2 separate regions of the Mus musculus genome follow, and region 1 is linked to region 2. Evidence: chromatin contacts called from ENCODE Hi-C or POLR2A ChIA-PET data. All regions are on one chromosome and are shown on one strand. Each heading gives the region's core, a stretch centred on a gene start or an enhancer-like site at or near the end of the contact. The rest is flanking DNA. Distances are from core to core; before and after follow the strand shown. Region 1 holds the start of 5730420D15Rik (RIKEN cDNA 5730420D15 gene). Region 2 overlaps Cradd (CASP2 and RIPK1 domain containing adaptor with death domain).

The links. Hi-C counts contacts between places; a loop is a spot of excess contacts on that map. ChIA-PET counts read pairs that join two places held with the same protein, here RNA polymerase II (POLR2A).
Region 1: a loop to region 2 is called in a map of v-Abl transformed pro-B cells, with 2.7 times the contacts of the local background. The contact joins the promoter of 5730420D15Rik here to the enhancer-like site in region 2. A Hi-C loop is called at or near these places in 1 of 37 maps with a recorded cell type or tissue (v-Abl transformed pro-B cells). POLR2A ChIA-PET finds 5 or more read pairs at or near these places in 2 of 5 experiments (both embryonic stem cell).

The regions. Positions count from the first base shown.
Region 1 is chr10:95,415,588-95,422,083 of GRCm38, reverse strand. 5730420D15Rik (RIKEN cDNA 5730420D15 gene) reads right to left here and starts at 4,709. Exons shown (of 5, transcript NR_045339.1): 1 at 4,405-4,709; 2 at 1,813-1,909; 3 at 409-520. It overlaps Socs2 (suppressor of cytokine signaling 2), which reads left to right and starts at 5,227. Exons shown (of 3, transcript NM_007706.4): 1 at 5,227-5,466.
Region 2 is chr10:95,292,387-95,299,850 of GRCm38, reverse strand. The region is part of intron 2 of Cradd (CASP2 and RIPK1 domain containing adaptor with death domain); the gene reads left to right. Among named protein-coding and RNA genes, the nearest start is that of Cradd, 28 kb to the left of the region's middle. Within about 2 kb of position 1,887, at least 2 of the 3 ENCODE cell types and tissues checked have a DNase peak (open chromatin) inside an H3K27ac peak, as active enhancers do.

The DNA of each region.
Region 1 (6,496 bases), core at 3,460-5,959, 120 kb before region 2:
GGTGAGAATGGTGTGTGTGTGTGTGTGTGTGTGTGTGTGTGTGTGTGTGTGATCATTTCATTCCATGTACGTGAAAGTAAGACAAGCTTCTCCATACTGAGCACAACCAAACTCTCTGAGAGTAGAAGGGCAAGTGAAATACCAGCCAGTCCTTAGAAAGAATGCACTAAGTGCCAAAGCTCTTTTCATGGATTATTTTAATTGTCAGATATCTTGTGGGGCAACATATCTGTTCAGTGGGCACCAGGCACAACATCCCCGTAATATAGGTTCTATCACCGTCTCTCTAACTTGCCAAAGGTAACATATATAAAAAATTGACAGTTTACACCTGGGAAGTGCAATCATAAAGCCTTGATGATTCATTCATTCATTCATTCATTCATTCATTCATTCATTCTTACTTACACTCCTTAATCAGTGATGTCCAGTGCCTCCTACATGTTAAGGATGGTTCTTGGTGTGCAAGCAGCAGCCACATTTGTGAGCAATGGAAGGAAGAGTACACGATGCTCACATTCTAGAAGAAAAGAAATAGTGTGAGTTCCACAGGTACACGAAATTTTATTTAAGTTGGTGTGGCAGCTTACACCTTTCATGCCTGTGTTTGGGAAGCCGAGGCAGGAGGATTCCCTTGAGTATGTGGCCAGTTTGGGCTACTGAGTGAAACCTTGATCCAAAAGGCCCTTTGTCCCCCCAAATAAAACATCAAAACAGTGAATAGCGTTAGTGCCTAGAAGAGGGTTGTGCGTGTGTGTGTTTGTGTGTTGTGTGTGTGTGTAAGATTCTAAATTGGGTGTCGAGTCTTGCTAAGAAGGCAACATTAAATAAAGATCTAAGGGGGACTGGCGAGATGGCTTAGCAGGTAAGAGCACTGACTGCTTTTCTGAAGATCCTGAGTTCAAATCCCAGCAACCACATGGTGGCTCATGAGATCTGACACCCTCTTTTGGTGCGTCTGAAGTCAGCTACAGTGTACTTATGTAATAATAAGAAATAAATCTTTGAGCCGGAGCAAGCAGGGACTGAGCGAGCAGAGGTCCTAAAATTCAATTCCCAACAACCACATGAAGGCTCACAACCATCTGAACAGCCATAGTGTACTCACATACATAAATAAATAAATTTTGGAAAAAAAAAAAGATGTAAGGAATGTACTCAGGAGTAAACCATAAAGATGTCTGAATGAACACAAGTCGTGGAACAGACAATTGGACCAGAAGCAGCAGCAGAAGAGCATTTTAGGAAAGGCAAGGAGTCCAGAATGCCTGAGACTGAGGCTGACTGGGGCAAGAGTGGGCTATGAGTATAAATAGGCCTGGGACTCAAGGGTGTAGGAAACAAGATCCGAAAGGTAAGTGGGAATGGATCCTGAAAGACCCTGCAAGTGGCAGGGCTTCGTCTTTTATTTGGCTGCAATGTAGTCATTTGGGTTGGGCCAGAAGAAAACAACCCAGTTTCCACACGTGAACTCTTGCTTCTCTGTCGAGGAGAGGCTGCAAAGGGGCGAGGAAGCCATGGAAGAGACACAGCAGTGACCGGGGCAGAGGTTAGGCTAGTTTGTCCCGGTGTGCACTAGATGTGTGGCAAGCACTTCAAGTCTAAGATTGTTGTGAAACCTCGAGTGGAAGGATTGGTCGACGGGTGTGTATGGGAGCAATTGGTCGTGTGATGCCCTGAGCCTTTTAGCCCTAGCGACTGAACTGGGATCCCTGGCAGGAGAGGCAGGGCAGGTGCAGAGGAACAGCATGCTTTTGTTCTAAGTGGGAGGGGTTATCAGGGCTCAGTTCAGGGATGTTTAATTAGAAATACCTATTAGGCGTCTCCAAAGGTGATGCTGAGAGCTCAGGAGAGGGGTCCTTCAATGCCGAAGTTCAAGGTCAACAAGATACGCTCTACTTCAGGGCAACTGAAGACATTGATTCACACATGACTTTGGCAAAATGATGATTATCAAACACACAAACCAAAACCAAAATAAATAAATAAATAAACAAATAAATAAACCCACACACAAAAAAACTAGATTAAGAATGTCAGATTTAAAAATCCACCCCTATTCTGCTACCCTCAAATACTTGATTTGCTTTCTCTATATTCCCTCCTGGTTTTGCCCACTGGTACACATAATTGCACAATGCCGTTCTACCCTATTTGCTTGCCAGGAACTCATAGACATTTCCTAAGTGGCTCCTACAGTGCTCAAAGAGGATTTGAAAGGCTGACAAAATGTAGGGCATGGAATAGGCTAGAAAGAAAAGTTGAAAAATCCTAAATAGCTTGGTGACCTACGGTAAGCTGTGTGCCTACCGTAATCTTTGTGGCCAGTGACTCCTTGTTTAGGAGACTGAACTTTGAGATGAATGAGGGCAAGCCACCTTGCACTCAGTCAGGGAGAGATTCTAGAAAAAGAGGGTCTGTGCAAAGGCCCAGGAGGGAGAAAAAAACAAACAAACAACAACAAAAAAAAACACATGCTATGGTTTGAATGGAAAAATATCCCATGAAGGCTTATGTATTTGAGTCACTTCTTAGCTGGTAGCACTCACTTTTGAAGGCTGTAAAGCCTTCAATCTGTGGGTCCTACCCCTTTGGCAAACCTTGATCTCCAAAGTTACATAAGCACAGGCACACACTTCCACTTCCTCTGAGGTTTTCTACCAAGAAAGGATCAACCATTCATAAAATGTTGGTCCTAGTGAACCCTGCACATTGTAGAGGCTTAAAAAGTTTAATTTGGGCCTCCAACTCACTACACAGGAACTCCAGCGGGATCCGCCTGTCCGTTCATGCTAACCTTTCACCGACATCTTGTTTTTAAGTTTACAGAAAACGTTAGGGACCTAAAGAAGGTCATTACATTACAGTACATTACAGTACAACAGAAGTTACAAAGTAGCAATGAGGGGCTTGGGGATTTAGCTCAGTGCTAGAGCGCTTGCCTAGCAAGTGCAAGACCCTAGGTTCGGTCCTCAGCTCTGAAAAATCAAAACAAAACAAAACAAAGTAGCAATGATAATAATTTTATGGTTGAGGGGTCACCATGATATGAGGAACTGTATTAAACGGTCGCTGCATTAGGGAGGATGAGGACCACTGTGGGGCTCAGCTGAAGGAAGTGAGTTGCTGGTGTAGGGCACCGGAGTGCTAGATGTAAACCGGTTTCCTGTCTCCCTTCTAAGGCTGACTGCACCACTAATTCCTGCCTCCCGTGGAGGGTGCTTTCCAGGCTCCAAGCCTTCCTGCCATGTTGGAATGTGTCCTGTGAACCATGAACCGAGATCAATCTTTCCTCCCTTCCATCACCTCTGCCAGGTGGTTTGGTCATAGTACTCAGTAGAGTAAGGAGGCTGGAAGATTTACTACACCTGACAAAGAAAAATTAATCTGTATGATCTCAAAAAAAAAAAAAAAAAAAACACCACCACCAACAACAAAAAAACCAACAAAAAACCAAAACCCTTTAGGAGTGCAGAAGCACAGGCACACACTTCCACTTCCTCTGAGGTTTTCTACCAAGAAAGGATCAACCATTCATAAAACGTTGGTCTTAGTTATCCCTGCACATTGTAGAGGCTTAAAAAGTTTAACTTGGGCCTCCAACTCACTACACAGAACTCCAGAGGGATCCGCCTGTCCGTTCATGCTAACCTTTCACCGACATCTTGTTTTTAAGTTTACAGAAAACGTTAGGGACCTAAAGAAGGTAAGCATCCTGCTAAGTTACTCCCTGGCTTTACACAGGCTTTCTAAAACTTGAGTAAGAGGCATCCTTCCCATCAAAGATTCCAGGAAAACAGCCTCCCCCCTCCGCGGCCACACATACGAATCTATCGCTGACAAAGCCCCTGTAAGCTGGCTTATGTCCTCCCCTCGCGTTCACCATTCTGTAAGTGCATAGAATTATTTAAGAGGAAAAAAATTACTGTGGATAAAAATTGGTTCGGGGCCTTGGAATTGGCCGGTCGTGTTGTGTTTCCTTCCAGGGCCGGCAGGCGGGGCACCAGGCAAGGCTTGGAAGCCGCGCCTCTCTCAACCTCTCCTGGCCACCCTTGCCCAACTTCCCCATAGACACAGCTTCAACTAAAAGTGGCCATTGACCTTTCAAGCTTTTGAGCAGTGGGGCAACAGAACAGTATTTCAAAGAAAAATGGTTATCGAAATTTCGAATCCGGTTTTCCCATGAGTGTTTTTTTTTTGTTTTTGTTTTTCTGTTAAAAAAAAAAAAAGTAGGTCACATTCAAAGTGGGTCACGTTTCAGGAGCCGGCGTGCCTGGATGCCGGCGCGGAGGCTAGGTGGCCTCTTACAGAGTGGGAGGTGAGGGTCCCAATAGGAAAGAAGTACTGGGATCAATACGAACTCCGGGTCCCTGGCTTTGCAAGGATTCACAGAGACAAACGCACCAGGCCTGTGACCCCGCACCCCACCCGGGCACAGGTAAGGGCACCTCCTCTGTAGGGTGGCCAGGGTGGGTCTCCCGAAGGGCAAGCAGGAGTTGAGCTGAGGAGGAAAGGAGAAGCTGGGCAAGGCTGATGCAGGGGACTACCAGTTGGAGCTCCAGGGGGGAGGGATTGAGGGCAGTCTGCGCAGCTTTAAGGAGGCGCTCAGCTCGTCTCTTTCCTGGCCTTCTAGGATGCTGGCGGAGGGGACAGTCTCTGGTTCGCTTCCCGAGGTGCCCGGGAGTGGTAGTCGACCTGGGCAGTGGCGTGCTAGCTCTAGCTCTGTGTGTGTCTTAGAGAGGGAGGGACGGACATCTGAGCCCCGCCCCCTTCCCGCACGCTGGTCCTGCATCCCACATGGAGGAGAGGAGGGTCGCGTCTGGCAGGCGCACAGCGGGGTGGATGGCTGGCCTAAAGGTTCCCTCCTACGTGGAGGGCTGGGGAGAAGAGGGGCTGCTATTCGCGGGACCGAGGTGCTCAGCTGTTGCAGACACAGGGGCAGGTACTGGTGGCTTAATAGGCATTGGCTGGGGACTTCTCCTTGTTCCCGAGCACCCCGAGGTGCAGGGTCAGAGGAGGGCGGAGTCGCAGGCTTCCACCCCGCAGCCACCAGCACCAGCACCCGCACCGGCTCTCTCCACCCGGCTCCCTTGAAGCCTGCGCATTAGCGGCCGGGGCCTCTTTAAAGCGCTGGCGGGGGCTGCGGTCACGTGAGGCGGATTCCTGGAAAGTTCCTGGAAAGCGGCCTCCGCCGCGGCCGGGCGGGGCGCGAGGGGCGGGAGGCGGGGAGCGAGGGAGGCGCGTCGGGCTGGGAAGTCGCGCGCACACTCGGCTCCGGGGACAGACGGTTAACTCTTGCCAAGTCTCGCCGCCTCTGCGGCTCCCGGGCCTTGGGCTTCCCCCCTGAAGCATGAGCCTTTCCTCCCGCAGCCGCCAACGCTGCGCGGGTCTCGGACAGTGCGCGCCGGGACTCCAGGCGCGCGCCCTCAAGATCCCTTGTGCCCGGAGCCCGGAAGCTTGCGGCAGGTACCGCTCGCGAAGCCCGAAGGTTCCGCCCGGGGGGACAGTGGCCGGGAGGGCGGCGGGGTGCGAGCACGGGGGCGGCGGCGGACCGCCTGGGCGTCCGCAGTTTAGGGCGCCCCGGGAGAGTTCAAGTCGGGGCTCTGCCCCATCCGGACTCAACTGCCTCCTCTCTCCCGGGTTCCTTCTCGGTCTCGGGAAATTTTCCGAGCACCCCCACCCCCCAACAACTGCTACCCAAATTTATAATCCTAATAACCTGATCTCCCGCTCCTCCCCGCCAGCCTCCGCCCTTGCTCCCCCACCCCACCCCTTCTCTTTCTCCCATCTCCTCCGCTTCAACTGGAGGGAAACCCGGCACTGGCGAGCAGGGGTGTCAGCCTGGGGCGGAGAGGGGGGGGGGAAGCTAGGCGACGATCCCTGGGATTTTTGTCTGCCTTTGGCGCAGAAAAACTCGGTTGCTTTTACTGAGCGCAGAGCCGATTGCATCCCCAGGCATCTCCTTCCACAAATAAACGTCACCCGGGGAACTCAGACGGACACCCCTCCTTGCCCCCTGGCTCCCCCGCCCCTTGTCCGCTGGGGAGGCTGCCTAGTGCGGAGGCGGCAGTCGCGGCGGTGGAGGTAAGACCTCAGTCCCAGTTGATGGCATGGCCCGCTGCGCTCGCTGTTGCGGGCTCAGCCCCGGCCTCATTTGGAGCTCCGGCGGGGGCTGCACGCTCCGGCCGATTCCTCGACAGCGCCCGCGGCGGCAGCCGCAGGAGCCGCGGTCCGCGTTTTGGAGCGACCGCCGCTGAGCCCCCCATCCTCGTCTGGAGCGTGCTCCAGGAAGCGGCAGGAGTGGGGGTGAGGCCGCCTCCGAGGCAGGGATGCAGCGGCTGGCGCGCCGCTAGCGCACCGCAGCACCCTCGGCTGGCGACCCAGGAGCCCTGCGGCGCTTTAGGGCGTGGAACCAGGTTTTGCCGGATGCATCCTCCCAAGGGCCCTGGGGCTGCTCGAAATGTAAGATGGAAATGCCAAGTGCAGAGAACTGCCC
Region 2 (7,464 bases), core at 638-3,137:
TAAGTAAGCGCACCTTTCTGACCTGTGGTGACCTTCCAAGGGGGCACAGCCGCCTGCTTTTTAGTACCATCTGCTCTGCAGACTGTTGAGAGCAGCGGTCCTCATTCCATTACACAGAGCCCACCTTTTGTGACAGTCACGCTCTGATCCATTTCACAAGTGGCTTAAGTCATTTATGTCGTTTTTGTTTTACTCACTCAGGGATCGAGAGGGTAGACCTCTTTCTTCATCATCCTGAACCGCATTTCACACCTCAGACTGACTCTCAGAACCAGCCAAATACAGGACTTGGCTCTCAGATGGCTGTCTGTATGCTGTGATCTTGAGGGTGGGAGAGACAGGGTCTAGCCAAAGATGGGGATTACCTTCAAAAAGGGCCAGAAGGCTGTTTCTCATTTGTTCATTAAAGAAAACAGGTGCCAAGTAGGTTCCCTTTTTACAAATGCTTCTTGTAGAGATCATTTGAATAAAACTTGCGGTGTAATAGAAGTAGTTGCTCTAGGCTCCAGTTTTGACTGATTTCTGTTGGTTCTGCAGGTCTGTGTGGGCCACACAGGGGTTTCGGGGAGCGGTAACTATCCACGGCAGGGTGTCTTGATGCTGGTGGTGCTTTGTTGTTTTTAGAGTTGCTTTTATTTCCAGTATATGAGTGTTTTCCCTGACGTTATGTATGCGCACCACGTGTCTGCCCCGTGCCCGAGGAATTTAGAAGAGGGTGTCACATCTCCTGGACCTGGAGTGAGGGACGGTTATGGGCCACCATCTGAGTGCTGGGAACAGAGCCCAGGTCCCCTGAGAGAGCAACAAGTGCTTGCAACCACTGAGCCATCTCTCCGCGCCCCCTGTTGTTACTCTTAAGTGATTAAGACAGGAAGCAGTAATGCAGAGTTCCCAGTACTCTGCTCAGCTTCCCAAGGGTAACACCATCAGTGACCACGGTGCATTGTTCACTAAGCTGGAAACTGATTTGGTGCAGCATGGCAAGAGATGTCACTAGGATCCAGTGTACGTATATGTGTGTGTGTGTGCATCTCTGTGTGTCATTCTGTGCACCTTCATCTTTCAAGTCCCCTTGATTTGTAACATGGTCGTTTGTCATGAAATTAGTTGGAATTGCTCATGTGAATAAGGAGACCACACTGGAAGTGACGTCACTGGAAGGGAAGTCTTGCTTTAACGTTTTTTTTTTTTTTTTTTTTTTTTTTTTTTAGTGAAGGTTTCTGGATCAGGAAGTAGAGAGTCAGGTTCTAATTCCATTTCTCTAGCCATCCAGCTGTGCTGTTTCGATCACATCACAAACATGCTCAGAGCATCCCTCCCTCATCTCTGAATGGAGGCGCTAAGCCAAGCAAGACTCTTGATTCCCCTTTTCCCTTCCCTAAATCCCTCATAGCTGCTGCTTTTCAGCAGAGCATGCCCTGCCAGTCACTGAATTGTTGTCGCCCCAAACCTCAGATGGACACATCCCGTCTTCTTCCATTGCTACACCTGTCCTCAGTAGCAGTGCCTGCTGCCCCAGGGAGCCCTCTCTGTCCTCAGTGGCAGTCTTCACTGTCCCGGGGAGCCTTCTCTGTCCTCAGTGGCAGTGCCCACTGCCCCAGGGAGCCCTCTCTGTCCTAAGTGGCGTGTCTATGCCCCCAGGGATCCTTCTGAAGTCTGCCCTGTCTCATTACTCATCTGGGTTCGTGGAATAGGTTGCATATGTGCTTTCTACCAACAATTGTCTACATAGCAAGCAGAATTTACAAAGCAGATCCACTTCGGTGGCCCCTCGTGACACTGGAGGAACAGTTCGCCCCAGCTCCTGCTGCTAATCTGAGTGTCAGCTATCAGTTTCCCTTCCTCTGCCTGGCCACCAGCCACGTAGGCTCCGTGCTGTTCCAGTTGCCGAGTCTGTGCCTCCCTGTGGTCTTGCCTACCTGCTTGCTCACACTATCTCATGTTCTCCTCTGCTAATTAGCCCCATCTTGTATCTTGCTGCGACACCTCTCCAGTGAGGCTACTGTATCAGCTCCCTCCCCCAAGTCACTTTCCCTTATGCCACCTCAGGCTGCTGCTGCTGCCACAGCGTGTAATACCATATGACTTGGCTATCCTTGGCTGTGACTAGACTGGCGAGCTAACCCTCCCCAGACTGCAGGCTCCCCAGAAAGGTTTGCCTCAGCTGCCTGGTTCATGCTGCATTAGGATAATTCCCTGGCCAAAGAAGCCATCAATAATTGTTGAACATGTGCAGTAATGGACCAGATAGTCATAATAGTTCTTGAAATTGAAAAAGTAATTAAATTAAATAATTTTATGGTAAAATGATTAATTTTTTGGTATGTTTTGGATTCTTCTGGGAACATTCTTAACAGATTCCTATATAGATTTCTTTTATGTGTGTGTATTGACAAAGGGTCTTTTCTGAGGCAGAACCTTTTGAGGTGATGACGATAAGGTTTCTGTGCCCTGATAAGAACCAAGGGCCTTGAACATGCTAGGCAAACACATACCATCACCGAGGCAGCTAACACACCATACTGAGCCGCATCCGAGCCTCAGCTAACACACCATACTGAGCCACATCCCAGCCTCAGCTGTGGTTTTGCTTTAGAAAAATCAGGGTTTGACTTTCTTGGCCTTTCGGAAGCGCAGGAAACTCAGGATCATGTGGTTTGACATTGAGCCAGATGTGCTTTTGCTGTCAGCCTGAATGCCTTCCTTTCCTTTTGAATTTAAGATGTCAATAAGGGCTCGAGCTGGGAGCTGCTGATTCTCTCGTATAAACCGAAAGACGAGGTTTACGTCCTTGCCTCTCTTCTTAAATTCTTGTTTAATTCCCATTTATTGATGGTCAGAACCACACAGTGAAACTGCCACTGTAAACAGGCTCCCAGACCTCAGCACAGCTGACTCTATGATAGAAGTACCATTTAGGCCTTGAAACTCAGTGCATAGAAGACAGCACCATCAGCCAAAGTGAAAACAAAGACCTAATCCATCAAAGTCCACAGTTCTGGGAAAGTCTCTAAATGCACTAACCTGGCTTTTTGGCTCCTGTAGTTCCTCTTCTGGCTAACTGTTATTGTTAACTGAAGTATGTCAACCTAGCATATGTTTTTTGTGCTTATAATCTTGCCCTGAGAAAGGCTTGGGGCTTTGTGGGATCCCAAACACCCAATGTAGTCGCCAGCCGGCTAATAAAGACTTCCTATTGGCTCAAATCCATGTCTGAGTCGTCTTCTCTGGTGATGCCCTGCAGTATCCCTTGCTTGCTGCCTGTTTTGGAAGTGTGATGGGAGATGGAATATGCATCCCTGCGTCCAGCGTGGTTTTATGGGGAGGAAATACTTCACATTTCATTAACCATCCTCATCAAAGGGTAATTTTCTTTTCTCTCAATTCGGGAAGATTTATTTATTTACCCTTTTAAAAATGCAATAGAAAGCAACCTCCAGCGGCCCAAGTGTTGACATTCTGGCTTCTTTTGTTATGTTTTTTTTGTTATTGCTGCTAATGAAATAATTTTCAATCAAGCACAAGTGCACTTTACAAAATTATAAAGTGGCATTTTCTTTTAAAAGCATCGTACTATTTTTTTCATTGTTATGCTATTAGCTTCTAGGGTGTTTTCTTGAGTTCTTTCCTTTTGTTGATTTTTAAAGAGTCATGTGTCAATCTGAGTGTGAGTCCAGTTATGAAATGGGAGTGACAGAAAGAATGAGATACACTTCAAGATCCCTTCCTGGCCTCTTGATCTTGCTTTCTTGTTCATGTTCTTTCTCTACACCAGGGGTGGACTCTAGCCTGCCAACCTCTTGCCTTCATCTCCCAATTGCTGGCATATACTACCATATATGCCCCAGCTCAAAATAGTAATTTCCGTGAATTTTTGTTTGTTTGTTTTGAGACAAGATCTCATGTAGCTCAAACTCCCCATATAGGATGACTGTAAATTCCTGATCCACCTGTCTTTGATCCCAAGTGCTGCGATTATAAGTGTGCACTGTGCCTAGCTTAAAATCATCCATTCCCTTCCTCAGGTCCAACCTTATCTTCTCTATGGTTTTGTGGAGAGATAAATCTAACTTGAAGAAGGTGACTTGGGAGAAGGGCAAAGGATGAAAGGGCTGTTTTTCCCAAAGCTTCTCATTGGCAGAGCTGAAAATGGCTGCTGTGGCCGTGTGTGTGTGTGTGTGTGTGTGTGTGTGTGTGTGTGTGTGTGTGTGTGAAACCAACAGGTAAAAGAGGCTCACCTTTTAAGGGCCTTTTGGCTCCAAGATAGAGCTGCTTTGTATACACCAAAGGATGCTGTAAAGGAAAGGACCGTTTGCAATCAAGTGTTTTCCTATTCTTGTAGCATCTGAGGATAATTTTAGAACTCCCCACTGTTAAATGCAATCATTATTTAGGAGTTAGAATATTTATAAGTATGATGTGATTGCACATTTCATTTCTGTGTTAGGTCTTACCTGTGCCTTTTAAGTAGTATAGTAAATTATTTTCTTGTCTGTGGATGGACTGAGAAAGAGTGTACATATAGTTTGCCCAGTCGCTGAATTTTATGACACGTCCAATTCACATTGATGTTGTAGTTTTGCCTTGGGTACATTTCAGGTGACTTTTGTTGACCTGAAATCCTGTCAGAATGATTGACTCAGAGAACTCCTGGGTCACGTAACCAGAGTGTTTCATGTCCTGTGAGTTAAATCTGTGTGGAACCATCACTGGATATTAGACCTGACTGAATCTGCCATTTTTATGAATGATCAGGAGGAGGCACTTTTGCGGATTACAGCCAGTAGCAATGTGGCATGGTGAATATTTCTGCTCCCTTGTCTTGTTTCAGTATACTGGGCAGCACTTTGTCCCCCAATTTGGTTATTAAAGCCACTATTAAATATAGCTCCTATGTCACAGATTAGAAATTCAGGAGAAGTTAGCACACGTCACTGTGTATTAGTTGAAGCAACAGGCCTGAAAGATGCACTTCTAAGATGGCTTCTTTCTCAGTGCCTGCAATAGCTGACAGCTGGGGTCCTCCTGGCTGGGCGCTTGCCTGGGTCTCTATCAATGCTACACTTCCTCACAGCGTGGAAACTGACTTCCTCAGAAGTTGAGGGAAGAATTTCAGGGTCCCAGGTTTCTTTGAAAGTACTACCAGGCATAGTGTGCAAGCATCACCTCTGTACAACCCTCAGAACACGAGTCCTCTGGCATGTTATGGTCAAGGATGTCACTAAGATCAGCCAAGGTTCAGGGCCAAGTGAGGGCAGAGATGGAGGTATCTCCATCTTTCAAAGGAGAACAAAGAAAGGATTTCAGGCCACCATCAACCCCATCAGAAAAGTATTTACCAAGTAACAATTTATAAGTACCCCCACCCCTGCTCCTGAAGCACAGCAGGCTAATGGTGTGGTGATCCAGTGGCCAGTCTGTGTACCAGGACCCTTCCAAGTGCTGGAGTGCTCACTCACACAAAAATAATCTGCTGCAGCACATCCTTGTCACATGATGAAGAGCCTGACTAATGTCAACATATCTAGAAAGCTGTCAGTCTTCTCTGAGTCCTGGTACCAACTAGTTTGTCATGAGAGAACAAACCATATATCCTCCAGCTGGAAGGGGCACTAAGAGATCACACCGTCACAATGATCACCTTCCAGAAAGATTTATTGAGTATCTTTTAGGTGCCAGACCCCGTGTACACAGAGAAGAACGTGCCAGACTCTCGCCCTTGAGACAGGGTTGCAGAAATAGAGGAAATGTATAAGAGATGACTAGGAGGCCAGGGGATTTCAGCTGACGGGCAAACGCCAGAGTGAGGGGTCTTCATGGATGCCGGTATCACACAATCATGAATGACAGCAGGGAGAGGCAGTTAGCAGGTGGTTGTTTATCTCATTGAAAATAAATTCCAAAGGGCTAGTCATTGCCTACAAGTTCCTCTGAAATATGATTCCTTGACTCCCCTCTAATCCCGTTGCTTCCTGACTTAAATCCGGTGTTGCTATAACAAAATACTTTAGGTCAGATACTTTATAAAGCCAGAAGGGTCTGCTTAGCTTATGGTTCTGTAGGCATAGGCGGACCGTACTGGGACCTTATCAGCTTTGATGAGGGCCCCATGACTTATGTCAGGAGTGCATGCGACAGATTGGGATTCACCTTCTAAAAAGAGTTACTGAGGGATTTCTTGTAACAACGCATCCTTGTGAGAACTCTTCCGGTCTTATAAGACTTGTGTCATTCTTTTCAAGGGCTCTTCTCCCAGGGCCTTTCTGCCTACCCATAGCCTTGGATTTTAGAGATTCCACACTCCAGTAGTTTCTCACTGGAGACCAGGTTTCTGGTACACTAACATGGCGGGGGTTGAGGCAGGTCATAACCAAGTCGCAGCCAAGTGTCTCAGGCCTGATGGCCTTAGTCCAAGGCTTGTGGTGGATGGAAAGAGTCGACTCCACAAGTTGTTCCTTTCTCTCCGCATGACATGCTCAGACCCTCAAACAAACGAAGTAAATAAATAAATGAATACTTAATATTTAAAAGTATTGGTTAACCGTGTGGCAGAACCTTAAAATGGTAGAAAAGAAAACCATAAACCGGATAGTTTGCCAACAGTGGCTTATTTATCACCATTCTAGAAGCCAGGAAGTCCTTGCATACCAGACTGGACATCTGGTGCAGGCCATGCCCTGTTCATAGGTGGCACTTACTGGCCTGTGGAGACTCTTGCATGTCTACGCATGTTACACATACACAAACACACACACACACCACCACCACCAACAATAACAACAGCAAATAATAATATAATACAAATCTTTAAAAGAAAGGTACACACAGAGGGCCAAGAGTCAGAGGAGCAAGGTTGTTGTCGTGGTGATCACATAATGCTGACAGACAGTGGAGGGAAGCTGGAAGTGTGCAGTTTCACCATCTGTGTCAGGACTAGCTTCTTTGATTCCATGCTTGTCTCTGTATTCCGTCTCTCACATAGCAGCCAGCGGGACCTTTAAGAAACACCGCCACGGAGGACTACGATAGTGAGTATGGACCATGCTGTTGTCTGTGGGCCGTGCTGCCAGTGAGGGCAATGTCTGGGTCTATGATCCTGCTATAGCCAGGAGCTGTGATGGTGTCTATGGCCCGTGTTAATCCTGAAGGCCATGTGGATGCCCATGGTCGGTGCAGCTACCTGCAGCCATGTTGTTATCCACAGGCCATGCTGCTACTGGACGTTGTGATCATGTCTGTGGTCTGCACTACCACGTGGAAGTCCACGATCTGTGTTCCCGCTGATTGTAAAGGGCACAGGTTACCAATGACTGCAAATTCACAGTTGAGAAAGACTGACATAGAAGGCTTCTAGGACAGCTCCCCTCCCCCAGTAACAGCCTAAACAGGAAGCCATGAAGAGAACTCTTCAATGTGAGATAAGGATGCTGAAGTGTAGCTTTTAAGAATTGATGGCTTCTGGTG